2 separate regions of the Homo sapiens genome follow, and region 2 is linked to region 1. Evidence: read pairs that join two places in POLR2A ChIA-PET (ENCODE). Cell type or tissue: PC-9. All regions are shown on one strand. Each heading gives the region's core, and the rest is flanking DNA. Links, peaks and the distances in the headings are about the cores only.

Region 1 (7,700 bases), core at 1,254-6,253:
CAAATGCCTGAGAATTTTAAATTATCATCAGGTGATTTTTGAATCTGAATATAAAATACCGTTTGGTCCACAAATAAGCAAATTATTGATTTTGCAAGTTTCTTGTATTGGCAGTACTTTCAGGAGTTAATATGGAAACAAATAAATCTCATCTTGGAAGGAAAGCACCCTCAGCCCAGGACTCAGTTTCCAAAGATGAAGCTAAATTGAACCTCTGTTGAGAAAAATAAAGTAGATCAGTAAATCAATGAGAAAGACATTGGTCCTCATCACTTATTGTCAACATAAATAATAAATTCCACCACTAGATTTGCAAAGATTTAAGATATTTGGACAACAAAATACATAATACAAAATATGTGTCTTAATTGGTTTACAATATAAAAGATATCAAACCATGACTAAGAAAAAAAAAGAGGTTAACAACAATGGCAAGCTATTTCAAAATACAAACAAATGTAATTTGTTGAAGTGATCTATATATTTATGTGTGTATGTGTTCCCGTGTTAAGGTTAGAAATACAATGAGTGGTTTAAATAGTAGTTGAGGTGCCATTAAAGAGAGAATTAGTAAACTTAAAAACAAAATTGAAGGTATAAGCCTAAATGCATATAGGAGAAACAAGCATATTTAAAATGTGAAATTTAAATGAGATTGCAGAAGAGTACAGTAAGAGTGTGACTTTAAATTAGTCCTAGACGCTGGCAGTAGAGACATTGGAAGAAGGTGAAATTTGAAGATAAAGTACATCAGTATTTCTCAGAATCAGTAAGACTTTAAACTTAAGATTCAGAAAGCTTCACAGGTCCCAAACAGGATAAAAATTAATCTACAACTAGCAATATTTATCATGAAACTGTACCACAGTGAAGCCAAAAAGAAGATTGTAAAAGTAATAAGAAGTACAAAAAACTACGACAAATAATTTTCAAACTGCATAAGTGGAAGACAGAGTATATAGTACATCTTCAAAGTGCTGAGAGAAAATAATTTTTATATTAAAAATTTAACAGGAGCAAATTTACCACCAATATCTCCTAACTAAAAAAACTGTAAAGCTCATTTGAAAAAATATATTTAAACAAAAAGTATCACTAGGAATTAATGTGATCCCACATAATATTAAACTGTGTAATTCACCCTGCAGATATAATATGTTGGGCATTTTACATATATAACAAGATAACTTCAAATTAAGTAAAACTAGAAGTAACAGAATTAACAGGAGACTTAATAAATCCGTCTTCCGAGAGAAGAATTAAATGCAAGTCCCTCAATAATTGAGAGATCAAACAGAAGAAAAAAAATTATAGATACATACATATTTGAATAATGAAATTAACATGCATAAAATATCCCACATAAGGAATGGCAAACCTGAAAATTCAAAAATACACATTTCATGCATATATTTAACATTCAAACAAGCCCAATACAAATATTAAAGAATCAGGATTATGTCATATTGACTATGTTCTCTAAACAAAATATAACTGATTTTAAAAGGAATTAAAGATAAAATATATCTAAATAGAAAAAATGCTTCTGTGTAATTATTAAGAAGGCTGTCGGCTGGTGCAGTGGCTCACCTTTGGAAGGCCGAGGTGGGTGGATCAGCTGAGGTCAGAAATTCAAGACCAGCCTGACCAACATGGTGAAACCCCATCTCTACTAAAAATACAAAAATCAGCCAGGCGTGGTGGTGCATGCCTGTGGTCCCAGCTACTTGGGAGACTGAGGCAGGAGAATCGCTTGAACTCGGGAGGTGGAGGTTGCAGTGAGTTGAGATCACGCCATTGTACTCCAGCCTGGGCAACAAGAGCAAAACTCCATCTCAAAAAGAAAACAAACAAACAAACAAAAAACTACGTAACAGATATAATAGATATTAGAAAATACACGTGAAGAATAATAAAAGTATTAACTTTTAAAACAGGTAAGATTCAGTGCAAGAAGTATTTAGAGGGAGATTAGAATTGTAAATGCCTACATCTATAAAAAATAAAATTAAACACTTGATAGATATGATCCTGAGGTGGCAATGGAAGTGTGTTGCTTAGATCTTGTTCAAGCGAATCTTCTGCAAGGAGATTAGGTACTGGACAGACTCCAGCCTCTGTACTGTTGGACCTGCCGCCCCCACCGTATTATGCCAAGGACTCTTTTTCCCTGTGCTTCTCACAGACAATGACTGAACACAACGGGGATGCTGGAGCTGGGCCATACTTGCCCAAGACATTCCTTCACAGCACAGGCATTTTTTAAACTCTGTCTCCGTGTACCTGGCCTGCCTGAGACTCCTACTACCTAATCCTTCCTTCATCAGTCTCTCACTTCAGAGAAGTCAATGCTTCATGATAGTCTGATGCTGGATTCTCACAGCCTGCTTCTGACTCATCTTCCCTTCATCCTTCACAGTCAAGAGTGGCTCCACGATAACTGGCAAGGACAACTTACCCTGATCAACAGGAGGAAGTAGTGCAGCTTTTACACAATGGAGGCCAGGGGAAATACTGTAATTTCATGAGATCCACATTGGCTCCACTTGATACTCACTTGTTCAAGTGTTGCAGTGAATGGACACATGCTGTAGTCCAGGTCTGAGAATGGTACAATTGATTACCAAGGGTTCCTTTTCCTCATGAATAGGAGTTTGAGCTAGACCACCAAGGACACCATATGAACTCTTCAGTAAGATCAAGAGGCTATCACTGAGGGTGACAGTATTTACAAGGCACACTTAAAAAGTGAGATAACAGCTTTAAGACAAGTTGCAGTAATGTGGGCTTAGTTCTTTCCAGAAGCTCTCTCTAATACTTTTCCATCATGAAAAAAAGGCCTATGACAAATATAGATGTGTGCTGCTTTCCAAAAATGTTTGAGAAAGAGGATCTGTGTGTTGCAAGGGATCGATTGCGGTGCGATGGGAGGTGTAGCCCTCATATTTCTCTCCAAGCACACCTCCTACAAGGAGGGGAATTGGCTTCCAGCTGTCTCATGCTTCTATCTGCCACAACATTCACTTCAAGGTCACACTCTCCCTGGTCTTTTCAGAGCCAATAACGTTATGACAGTGGTATGATGGTGGGACTGTTCCTGCCCAATATGGGACTCTATTTGGCAATCTTTGCTCTGAGGTTTCCCATCATCCTGCCTGAGACTGTCCCAGAGCTGTACTTTAGTCTGAAGCTCCCCTTACCCAATCCTCCTTCCTGTCACTCTCCTTTCACAGGTGTAAGATGTGTACCATAATCTGAAGTTCTTCTCTGCTTGATCCTGATCCTTCTCACATAATCTTCATAGGTATTTTCTCAGAATAGATCTTGCCTGTACACATCTACCTTGACACCTGCTCCTCATAAGACATGATTTGAAAACATCCAACTCAAGAAAGTCAAGACAAAACTAAAAGACACAATATACCCAAAGAAATTAAAAGCAAAAAAGTCAAAATTAATAATCAAATGGAATACAAAATTGAAATAGGCTCACTCAAACGAAATTATTTCTTGAAAGTATTACCAAAACTGTTGATATTCAATCAAGGTTGATGAAATAAAAACAAATTATGTAGAAATAAACTATGAAATAAAATCAACCACACTACTATTGAACACAGCCCTTTATCCATAATGTTACAACCTGAGGTCAACTATAAGGGAGCTCTTTCTGTGCTTTGGGAAGTAAAGGCAGAATTTTAGATTTAGCCAGGGATGATAACTAATGTTCATCTACTTTGGGACATAGTTGTCCAAAATTTTTTTCAGAAATAGAGTTGTTCTTGGAGTTATCAGCCATTTGGTTAGGTATTTGGGGATAGCAAGAGAGGTTGGAAGAATCAGTAGAGGCTGTGATCACCTGAGGGTCACACAGGGAAATCTTAAGAAACTAAGAGGAACACAAAAGAAAAATAAAAATCATAAGCAATGAAGTAGGCTGACATCTATGATAGCCCCCAATGATCTCTGCCTCCTGGTATTCAAACCCTTGTATAATTTCCTCCTCTTGAGTGTGAGCTGGACCAAGAAACTGTTTTCTAACACATAGAATATGACAGCATTCTTGGAATATCACTTCTATGATTAGGTTACAAACTTCCCAGAGCAGAAACCTATAAATAGAAACCTCTGTGGGAACCAGTGCCTTGGTAGGGAAACCTAAACTGTGATTGATGAATTGCTATCAGTTCAGTGTGGACAAGTCTGAGAGATAAAATCTCTGGGGGAATCCAGTCATCAGGGGCCCTGAGATTTTTATCAATTTTACCTTTTGGAGATTTACCACATTCTCACAGTGAATATCAGAGACAATTTCCTTCATGCTTCCAGCAGAAGAAAGGGAAAATAAACTATTTGGAAATATTCCAGAGCATTCTGCTCTTCTTAACAAAGTCTGGCCTCAAGAGGAAAAACTATTGAATTAGAGCCTAACCTGCTGGGGTTTTCCAAACCTAACTGACCTGAGAAAAGGAAAATACCCAAATCCAGTTGGTTCTAGCTTTTAATTTGGAGGGAGGGAAATACTCAATTCCAGCCCTCTCTAGCCTTCCATGTAGGAGAAATAATATACTATCTCCAGCTCCCTCCAGCCTGTCCCACTAATGAGGAGAAGGTGACTGAGAAGCACTTACAAAGTTAACAGTCTAGAAGCAGAGAATTGCTGAAAGACTGAGACCTAGTCATGGAACCGAAGACTACTTTTCCTGTGGCCACCCGCACCCCCCCATATCTTATCATCACATTATAACAGCCCTATTTACAATAGTTTCTTTTATTAAGTATATCACGACTGGCTATCAAGAAAAATTAAGAAGGGATACGAAATGGCAAAAACACATAGTTTAAGGAAACAGAACAAGTGAAAGAACCAGACCCTGATATGGTAGGGATGTTGGAATTATCAAACTTGTAAAACAAAACAGCTACAATTAATAAGTCAGAGGGCTCCAACAGATTTAAAATAGACTGCATGCAAGAACAGTTGAACAATGTAAGCAGAGAGATGGAAATTCTAAGAAAGAATTTTAAAAATGCTAGACATCAGAAACTGCAACAGAAATGAAGAATGACTTTGATGGACTTATTTGTAGACTGAAATTTCTGAGCTTGAAGATATCTCAACAGAAAACTCCAAAACTGGAAAGCAAAGAAAAAAGAATGAAAAAAAAAAGCCCATAGCAGTACATCCAAGAACTGTAGGGCAACTACAGAAGATATAATATATGTATGTAGGGTGTAACACCAGAAGAAGAAGAAAATGAAAAAGGAACAGAGGAATACTTGAAATGCAGGAACATAAATTAGTACAACAACTATGGAAAGCAGTATGGAGAGTCTTCAAAAATTTAAAATTAGAAATAGAACCATGAAATTCTCTAGCAATCCCACTACTGAATATATATATATATATATATATATATATATATATATATATATATAATGAAATACATATGTCAAAAAGATATTGGCACTTCCATGTTTTTTGCAGCATTATTCACAATAGTCAAGAAGATAAGGAATCAATGTAAGTGTCTATCAATGGATAAATGGTTAAAAAATGTGATAGGCACACACACATACACACACACACACAGTGGAGTGCTATTCAGCCTTAAAAAAGAAGGAAATTCTGTCATTTGTAACAACATAAGTAAGTCTGGAGAACAGTGTTATATTAAGTTAAATAAGTCAGGCACAGAAAGACAAATACTGCATGATATCACTTAAATGTGGAATGTAAAAATTAAACTCATAGAAACAGAGTGTTATTAATAAATAGGGGTTCAGAGGAAGAGGATCATGGTTTTCAGAAGACATTCGTCATAGGACACCAAATTTTAGTTAAATAGGAAGAATAAATTCAAAGGATCTATTGTACAGCATGGTGACTACAGATAATAGCAATATACTGTACACTTGAACATCTATGAGAGTGTAGATTGCAAATGCTGTCACTGCACACAAAAAAACAAGTATGTGAGGTAATACACAGGTTAATAAGCTTGACTTAGCTATTTTATAATGCATACATATATCAAAACAACAGGTTTTATACCATAAATATATACCTTTTTGTCAATTTAAAAAGAAATAAAAGAGAAACATTACTACAGGTCCCAAGGACATTAAAAGCAAAATAAAGGAATACAATACTATGTACTATTCTATGCCCACAAATTTTATAACTACAAGGAAATAAAACAATTTCTGTGAGGATACAAGCTAACAAAGCTCACAAGAGAAGAAATAAACATTACACATATTGAATAAATTGAAACAAGAATTAATAACATTCCAAAACAGAAAGCACAAGGCCCAATTCGATTCATTGATGAATTCGGCAGCATGTTATTTAATACAAGAAGAAATTATATGAATTATGTACAATTTCTTCCAGAAGACAAATTACTTCTGAGAGATTATGAATTCCTTCTAGGAGACATCACCTTAATACCCAAGCCAGAGTAAGACATTACATGATAATACAATTATAGATGACTGTCACTCCTGAACATAGATGCAGAAATCTTTGACAAAATATTAACAAATAGAACCCAATAATACAGATTACAAAATTGTACACTATGACTAAGATTTATTTCACATATGCAAAGCTGGTTCAGTATTGATAAATCAACTAATGTAACTGATCACATCAACAGGCTAAGGAGGAAAAATTGCTTGTTTATATCAATAGAATCAGGAAAGGTATTTGACAAAAGAACATGACTCTCAGCAAATCAGAAAAAGAGAAAAACTTTCTCAGCTTGATAAATATCTACAAAAAAACAAAAACCACACACCAAAACTAATGGTGAGAAAACAGAAGCTTTTCCAACAAGATCAGGAAAAAGGTGAAGATGTTCCTTATGACCTCTGCTTTTTCACCTCATACTGAAGAAGCAAAAGATTCAAAATACCCAGCAAAATGCTGAAAGGGAAAAGAGACTGAGGAATGACACACTTCCCAACCTCAAGACTTACTATAAAGCTAAAGTAAGCAAGACAGTATAGTATTAGAGAAATAACTGACAAATAGATCAATGAAACATGAAAAAGCTCAGAAATACACTTACATAAATAGAATTAATTTATCTTTGACAAAGGAGCAAAGACAATATAATAGAGAAAAGATAGTTCTTTCAACAAATGGTGGAACAACTAAACGTTCACAGGAAAAAATAAAAATAAATAAATCCAGATGCAGATCTTACACGCCTCATAAAATTAATTCAAAATGGATCATAGACCCAAATGTAAAATGCAAAACTATAAAACTCTTAAAAGATAATGCAGGAGAAAACGGCTGTGATGACTTCCTGGAATGGTGATGACTTTTTAGATTATGACAACAAAGGCATGAGCCATGAAAGAAATAATTGATAAGGTGAACTAAATTAAAATGAAAAACTTCTGCTCTGTGCATGACAATGTCAAGAGAATGAAAAGACAAGCCACAGAACAGAAAACAAGGTTTGCCAAAGATACATCTAATGAAGGATGCTTATCCAAAATGTAAAAGTACCACTTGGCCGGGTGTGGTGGTTTACCTGTAATCCCAGCACTTAGGGAGGCCGAGGTAGGTTGATTGCTTGAGCTCAGGAGTTCAAGACCAGCCTGGGCAACATGGCAAAACCCTGTCTCTACAAAAAATATATAAAAATTAGCCTGGTGTGGTGGCACATGCCTATAGTCCCAGC
Region 2 (7,700 bases), core at 1,135-6,134, 1.3 Mb after region 1:
CCAGTCTAGAAACAATGCTCTAGTAAAATAACACTGGTCTCTTCACCAACATTGTTCGTTAGAGTTGTCATGGTATTATTGATTATCAGAATTTTACTGCTAGCTCTTCAGTCTTCACATCACTACATAAATAACAGATATGCATCATGATAAATGAACAATCACATCTTCTAAAGTTCGTAGGTGGTCAGTGAGCATATGTTATTCAAGTGATACGTAAACAGTAGAGTTTGCAGTTGTATTGCAGTTGTTACTATACCCTAAACACTGACCTAACAAAATGTTGTAATACATCACTTCAGCTATATTGTGATGATAGACTTTTGGGAATGTCCGAGGAACCAATAAAAATTTATTAAGTGGAATATTATTATGTGTAATAAATAAATATCTTAACTCAATATTTATTCTGATTTTTTAACTACTTTACAAATAGCCTTTTGGACAATGAAATCTTCACCTGCCCAGCATCCCTTTATATCTCATAGGAAAATTGTATACAGTAAATAACTGATTCTATCCCATGATTAGTGCTTCCAGGAATGACAAAAGCAAGTTCTTTTCTTTCTTCCAAGTAAAATACTTTAGTTCAATATTCTTCCAAAATCAGTAACCCATGAACTAAAATAATGCTTTATTTAAAGTAGTTTGTGTTTTCATATACTTATTTATATTATGCATTGCCAATGTTTTAAAATCTGTTTCACTTACAGGATATATTATGTATTGCCAATGTTATAGGAGACATGCATTCGTTTCAATTACTAAGCATTTATGGTACATCAACAGATGACCAGTCAGTATTATAGATATTTTACAAATCATAAGAAAAAATTCCTGCAGGTGATTTTTTATCTAGTGGAGTATGCAGAACTGTAGACGACAGTTACAGTAGTGTGGTTTTGAGGTGTAGGATTAAATGGCTTACTCCATACCAGTCAAGTGTTAATTTATGCATACAAATCTTCCATTCTACCTTATGGCATTTCAGATGGAAAAGTACATCACAAAGCATACATGCTTCAAGATACAATTTAATAGACAGGTTGTAAATAATGTTTGATCTTAATTATTGTACTAATTATGATAGTGAATGAATAAAGAGAAAATATTCAAAATAAAAGAGTTAAAGAATGTATTTATTAAATTTTTAATTTTGACCTGCCTAAAATTCACTCTAAATAGGTAGAGTTATAAAAACTCACAGATATGTTTAAAAGAGTTTGGTGATGATGACCCTTATGTACTGAAGTGCAGGAAATGATTGATTGATATATAGTAATGTATTGATTTTTAAAATGGCACTCAATACTAATTTGATTCTATAATATTTAAGGAAGTTTCCACTTACCCTTTACAAACAACAAAATATATATAACATGGAACATTATTTCATTCATGGTAATAAAGTTTATTTTATCACCAAGTCAATATAGTGTGAGATTTTAATATATTTAATGAATCTACTCCCATACCTTCAATATCTTCTAGAACTTACTAATATTATAACAGAGTTTCTTTAAAAACATCTGGTTTGTAAAGCAATAAAAAGAATACCTGTATTGATTAAATATACAGACTCCAGAGCCACAGTGAATTGAGTTTAAATTTCAGCTTTCCAAGGTGTTTATTTCTATTACTTTGGCAAATTACTTAATCTTGCTGAAAGTTAATTTTTCTATCCATGATACTGGGAAAATAATACTCTATCATGAACGTAAGGCAAGAATGAAATTAATAATTTATTTTAAAAGTCAGTGAAAACTGTGGTATCTACTCTATATTGTTTATGTCGTGGCTGATGATAACAATCAGACTGCTATTACAAATCTAATGTTCCTAAAAGGATTAGGTTCTCAGGATTTCTATGCCACATAATTTCAGATACTTCCCACTTCCCACCAAAGTAGCAAAAACACAAATAATGGTTTACACCGGAGATTAGCAATACCTTGTAGCTTGACAATTATTCCTTTATTTTCTCGTGTAACATATTGCTAACATTTTATTAAAAATAAGCTATGATTAGATACATTCACCAGACATTTATTAATGAATGTAAACTTGCTTTGCTAAATTTGAAAAATAAGCATTTTATAAATAGTATAAAAATAAGTGCTTTCTTAAACTCATGATCTGATTAATATGCTTTTGAATATCGAAACTCTTAGTTTGATATACTGGAAAGAATTTTCTCATATAAATAATATTACTTGTTTCTTTAAGCATACCAAAATTTACTCTCCAGCTAGAATCCATAAATGATAGAAGTTGGGGGATCTGCTTATCTTTTATGTAGCAAATGACTAATTCCACTCTGTAATTTGAACTTCCAGTAACAAGAAAAGCAAGTTATGCTATTTCTTCCTGGTAAGTTCTTCGGGTCAACATTCTTTTAAAAATCAGTTTTTCCTCAATGAAGAAAATTGCTTCTTTACTATGTACTTTTCTTTAAAATAATCATCTCATATAAGTAATTTTGTTGCCAGAGTTAGTGTTGTTTCTCAGAACTCTCTTTTTCTAGACTCTGTTCGACTGACAGATATTACAACTCTCCCTAACATTAAAAAAGACAGATTTTTTAAAATTTAAACTTACAAAACTGTTAAATTGGTGAGAGAATACTTGTGAAATGTTTATTTAAAAAATGTTGTTATAAATAGAAAATAGATTTTTTCAAACCTGATTTAAATTATCAAATTACTTACATAAATAAATAGGTAATTTACATAAAACGTTTAGTATTGTTGACAATTTGCAACATTTCACATGTTTGTTAAGGGAAAATAAAGTGAGAAATAAAAGTGAATTCCTGTACAGATATGCACACGGTTGTTTATAGCTAAAAGGCAAACAGCAATGACAAATACACAAATCATAGAAGGCTAAGTGAGCTTCACTCCAAATCTACTTTCAAAGAAAAATGTCATTAAAACAAACCAAAACTCCATATATTGAGATTGCAAACTTTAGCTGAAAATCAATAAGCAACCCATATTTGCGTTACTAATACTGCAATTATTTTGAGTACTCATTTTACATAAATGGTACGTTCAAGTTGAGAGGATTAATCAGTGGAATTCTAGTAAATCCAGTGTAGTCAGCCAAACAGTACATAGTGAGTATCTAATTCCATGATTTGCATAAATGCCCTTATAAATCAAATATTTATAATTCATTGTTTAAAAACAAAATAGTATCCTTATAGAAACTTGATTAGGAATACTGAAAGTGTTCCCCCCAGACTTCCTGAAAACCTGCTGTCTCTCAGAAGAGTGAGAACAAATCCACCATCATGCCTTTAAAGATGGGGTACAACTCTAGACTCCTTAATAATTATAGCAGTAGCAATAAAGATGACAACCACTTACGTTTAGTGACTGGTTTCTATATTCTAGGTACATTATATGGGATTTCTCCTGTTAGTCCTGACAGCAGCTCTGTGATGAGGTACTACTATTCTTCATCGTCCAGAGAGAAATCTGAGGCCCAGAATGGTGAAATAACTTGAGCAAGATCATAGAGCTAGGATGCCGGAGAGTAAGGGTCAAGACAAATTCAGCAAAAATAAGATGTGGATTAAGGTAAAAGTACAATAACTCATTTTTCCTCTAAGGCCGGTTTTCATAGCAGTGGTCCCGACGGTACAAAGAAATCACTGTTTTACAGGCTATATTGTTTGCCACATTCCTAGGCCTTTTAGATATTTCTTTCTCTTACCTACTCAGGGAGTGATCAGACCCAGGAAGGGAAAATGCTGACTCACCGTACCACAGAGGAAGTGAAGCTAATTTAAATCACAATACTTTGTCTTTAAATGCTTAGACTTTAAATAGAGTCTCCTTCCAGACAGTAGAAAAGGCCACTCAGGCCACTAAAGAAATCTGATATTCATACATTTACTTATGAAATCGGATAAGATGCATTTGTTTACCTTGTTACACTGTGTTATACCTTAAAGCTAGCTTAAAGTAAAAATAATGGAGAAAAGTAAGTTGAAGAACTTGCTGAAATGGAGACTGAATATTCAGATGAAATGAAAATAAATAGGAATTCTGAAATAATAGGTACACTGTTTCAGTGTTGGCTCCACTCATTTTAACAACTATGCAACAAACACTGAACCTCTCACACAAATAGCTAATCATTAAAAACATACCGATTCCTAAGACAAATATACCTATTGCTGGTACTATGGCCATGGAAGAATTTCTCACAAGTTTGCCAATAAAGAAAATTGTGTGGTAAAATAAACAACTCTAAATGTCAGTTTTTGTGAGATTCCACGTAAAATTGGGATAAAAAATTCCATCTCATAGATTTATTAAAGGATTCAAGATGGTGAGGCATGAAAAGCACTGAGCACAAGGCTTGGAGCATACTACAAGCCCAAGAAATAGGAGCCCCAGGAACAGAAATCAAAATAAAACAGCTCCAGCATTCTTCACTGTTTTTTATATTATATTGTTATTTAAACTGATGGTGACATTCAGCAAAAGTGATTCTATGCATCCGTTATGATTGAATTCAGGCACATGAAAAACGTGATTTAACATTTTTCAATCCAAATGTTGACTGCAATAAGGCAAGATATCCATAAACATAGTCCTTTTTATAACTCTTTCACAATGAATCAATATGCTATAATCATTGCCAAAATCTTATTTCATAATATCCATTATATATGCTAAGATGTCACTTCTCTGACTCTAATTTTATCAAAATTTTTATCTAAAAAGTCAGTATTTAAAAAAATAAGAGCACTAGCCATTACTTTTTCTTGTAAATTATGTTCTTTTTTGTTGTTGTTGTTTGTTTGCTTATTTGTTTACTGTGCCTAGTCAAGCACAATATGGCTCAATTGACCTCTTAAGTATTACTCTTCTGAACCGGTTAGACTTTTCTTAAAATTCTGTGTGAGAGTCATGATGCTGTCTGCCATAGGAGGTGAATTAGAATAGATTTGAATCTGCCTTAAATAAAGCATTTGTATTTTTCTGTGTGTGATATTTACTCTCAATTCTCACCATCAAAGCTACTCACAGATTATGTGCTTCTGTTCCAAAAAAGAAAAATCTAAATAAAAAGAAACAAAAATAAATGTTGCTTATTACTACTTATCATGCAGTTAGCCACCAGTTGTGTATAACTTGAAATACATTTTCTCACTTATTGGACATATTTTTGATATCAGTGGTGAGCTTTTATGACCATATCGGAGTTGTCTGCCGTGTGTATGTGTATTTCTCTTTTAAGGGATTGCAAATATGTTTGGATCTGCGTAGTAATCTCAGATGTCCACAGTAAATACAGAGGTGACATAGAGTTACAAAGCTTCTCAAACCATTGTATTATTAGGATAATTACCCTGTGCACAGTGCCTGACTCACTGGGGTTCTGAAGAGGTAGTTAATAAATTCATGTAAGAAAGATGAAAGAAAAGAAAGGAAAGAAAGAAGGAAGGGAGGGAGGGAGGAAACATTTTAGTACCTACCATAGCATTTGCAAAGCATAAGGGGCATAAATAATATGCTTGTTTATTTCCCCCAAAGAGATTAGATGAGCTTGTAAATATATATGAAAGAATAAATAGTAAAACAAGATAGTAGAAGTCAATCATCAAGGGCTCTGAATGCTATTGGACTTCAGAGAAAAGAGCCAGAATGCTAAATATTTCATATATATTTGTTATTTCATTATGGAGTCCAGTGACTCAAGCACTATCATATTCTTCACTAACATGGGTTTTAAGAATTGTCTGGTTATCTACGCTTCCAATATTTGTTACAGAATTTCAATCACTTAACTAAATATATACTACTTGGTTTTGATTAGCAAATCAGAAAGTATACCAAAGACTACAGTTAAATCAAGGTGAAGCTGTCTCTATGATTGAAAATACAGATTTCACTGGAAAGAAGCAGCTGTGTTCCTGAGGTTAGAGCACTTTGTTGCAGAAAGAATATCAATGGAGTGTTTATGAAATAACAAGGGAACATCACATCGCAAAGAGCAATGAAAGCCTCTTTTAAAAAAATCTGTATAATAAACATGTCTAGATGGTTATGGTTCTGGCAGATCACTACAGAGGAAATATTAGAAAAAAATCTCTACTCATACATTTTTCATGAAATATTCTGTATTATACATCACAGCTGCAAATCTGCCATCTGAAGTTTGCAGCTTCTTAATGACACCAGCGATTTAGGGCACAGGGTGGAGTTAGGCTGACATGTGACTGATGAGGTGGAAGTGTGAGTCTGAGGGCCATTGAACACAGAGAATTTCCCAATGTATCATAATTACAGAAACACCTGTGCTGAGGAATTTGTGCTGAATCAGAGAAAAGACATGAAACTTAATGGTCTGCAAGATCCTTTATCTCAGACCCATGGCTGTTGGGGGTAAAGGATACAGCTGCATTTAAAAGTGATTTTAAGGCATTGGTTTTTATCCTTCTAGTAGATGATATTTCCATCATCTGAAAATGTTTGTCTCATTTGAGAACGGGATATTGGACATCGAAACACTGTTGAAATGTACTAGGAACATTTTCTGGAAAATGAGGCAGAAATGTAAGGTCACAAACTGCTGAGCTTGATGAAGCACTCAAAACTGGATTATTCCGAGTTTTGTTATCTTTACAAACTCCATTATTGATTGAAAAAAATTAAGTACACATACATATTTTAAGCTAAGTAACACAGCATTTAACAGTGGGGTCACTCTTCAAGTTAGAATTCTTTCCCCAATGTGCTCTCAACCATCTGTTAACTCTCTGGGCAGGGGTAGGGGGAGAAGTTATAACAGTGGTATGCCTTTTACAAAAGAGTTCAGAAAAGATTAATTTAGATGTAGACTGTGATTTGAGAAGGGTAAGAAAGGAAGATGAAATAACAAAATATGATCATTAGGAGGGAAATGAAATTTACTATTTATAAGAAACAATATTTTTTAATCAGTGAAAATAAAGCAAGTTCAGTGGATAATAGTAAATATAAAATAATTCAATATATTAGAACAAGGTATTTTTAGTTATATTATTTATTTCTCTCTAAATATTTAATCTGTGATAAAAGACGATATTCTTTGGATAAATACTACATCTGAAGTTATTTATAAAAATGTTTCAGCAAATAATACATATTTTGGGCAATGTCTTTCTTTACATGAGTTATTTGACAGTCAGTCCTTTTTTAGAATATTCTAGTGTAAGAATAATGAATTCAAAATTTAAATACAGTATATCATTTATTATATTATTATAGAAGTAGCATGTTTACCAGTTAAAAATCAAAATGATAGAAAAAGAAAATGTGAAAAGCAACAAAAGTTGCCCATTATATCATCAGTCAGATATATCTGCAATTAACTGGTATAAATCCTTTCAGAAAATGTATCATATAATATTCTCAAAAGAGATACAAAATTTAAACAACAGTCTGCTTTGTATATAAATTTAAGATCAAATATTGATTACTCTTTTTTATTTTTTAGACTGAGTTTCGCTCTTGTTGCCCAGGCTGGAGTGCAATGGTGCAATTTTGGCTCACTGCAACCTCCACCTCCCAGGTTCAAGCGATTCTCCTGCCTCAGTCTCCCGAGTAGCTGGGATTACAGGCATGCGCCACAATGCCCAGCTAATTTTGTATTTTTAGTAGAGACAGGGTTTCTCCGTGTTGGTCAAGCTGGTCTCCAAC

Evidence for each region. Peaks named below come from ENCODE experiments on the same cell type or tissue, not always from the same donor. Only the 100,000 strongest peaks of a DNase experiment are listed, where the experiment ranks them.
Region 2: POLR2A ChIA-PET joins it to region 1 with 9 read pairs; 1 of 35 experiments calls an interaction of 5 or more read pairs at or near these places.

Annotation. Positions count from the first base shown.
Region 1 is chr4:178,194,768-178,202,467 of GRCh38, forward strand. No RefSeq gene overlaps it. Among named protein-coding and RNA genes, the nearest start is that of LINC01099, 290 kb to the left of the region's middle. In PC-9, for the core only: no CTCF peak of the experiment used is centred there; no DNase peak of the experiment used is centred there; H3K27ac peaks cover 402 bases.
Region 2 is chr4:179,461,824-179,469,523 of GRCh38, forward strand. No RefSeq gene overlaps it. Among named protein-coding and RNA genes, the nearest start is that of LINC01099, 1.6 Mb to the left of the region's middle. RefSeq lists enhancers at 2,971-4,170, 3,638-4,226. In PC-9, for the core only: no CTCF peak of the experiment used is centred there; no DNase peak of the experiment used is centred there; H3K27ac peaks cover 843 bases.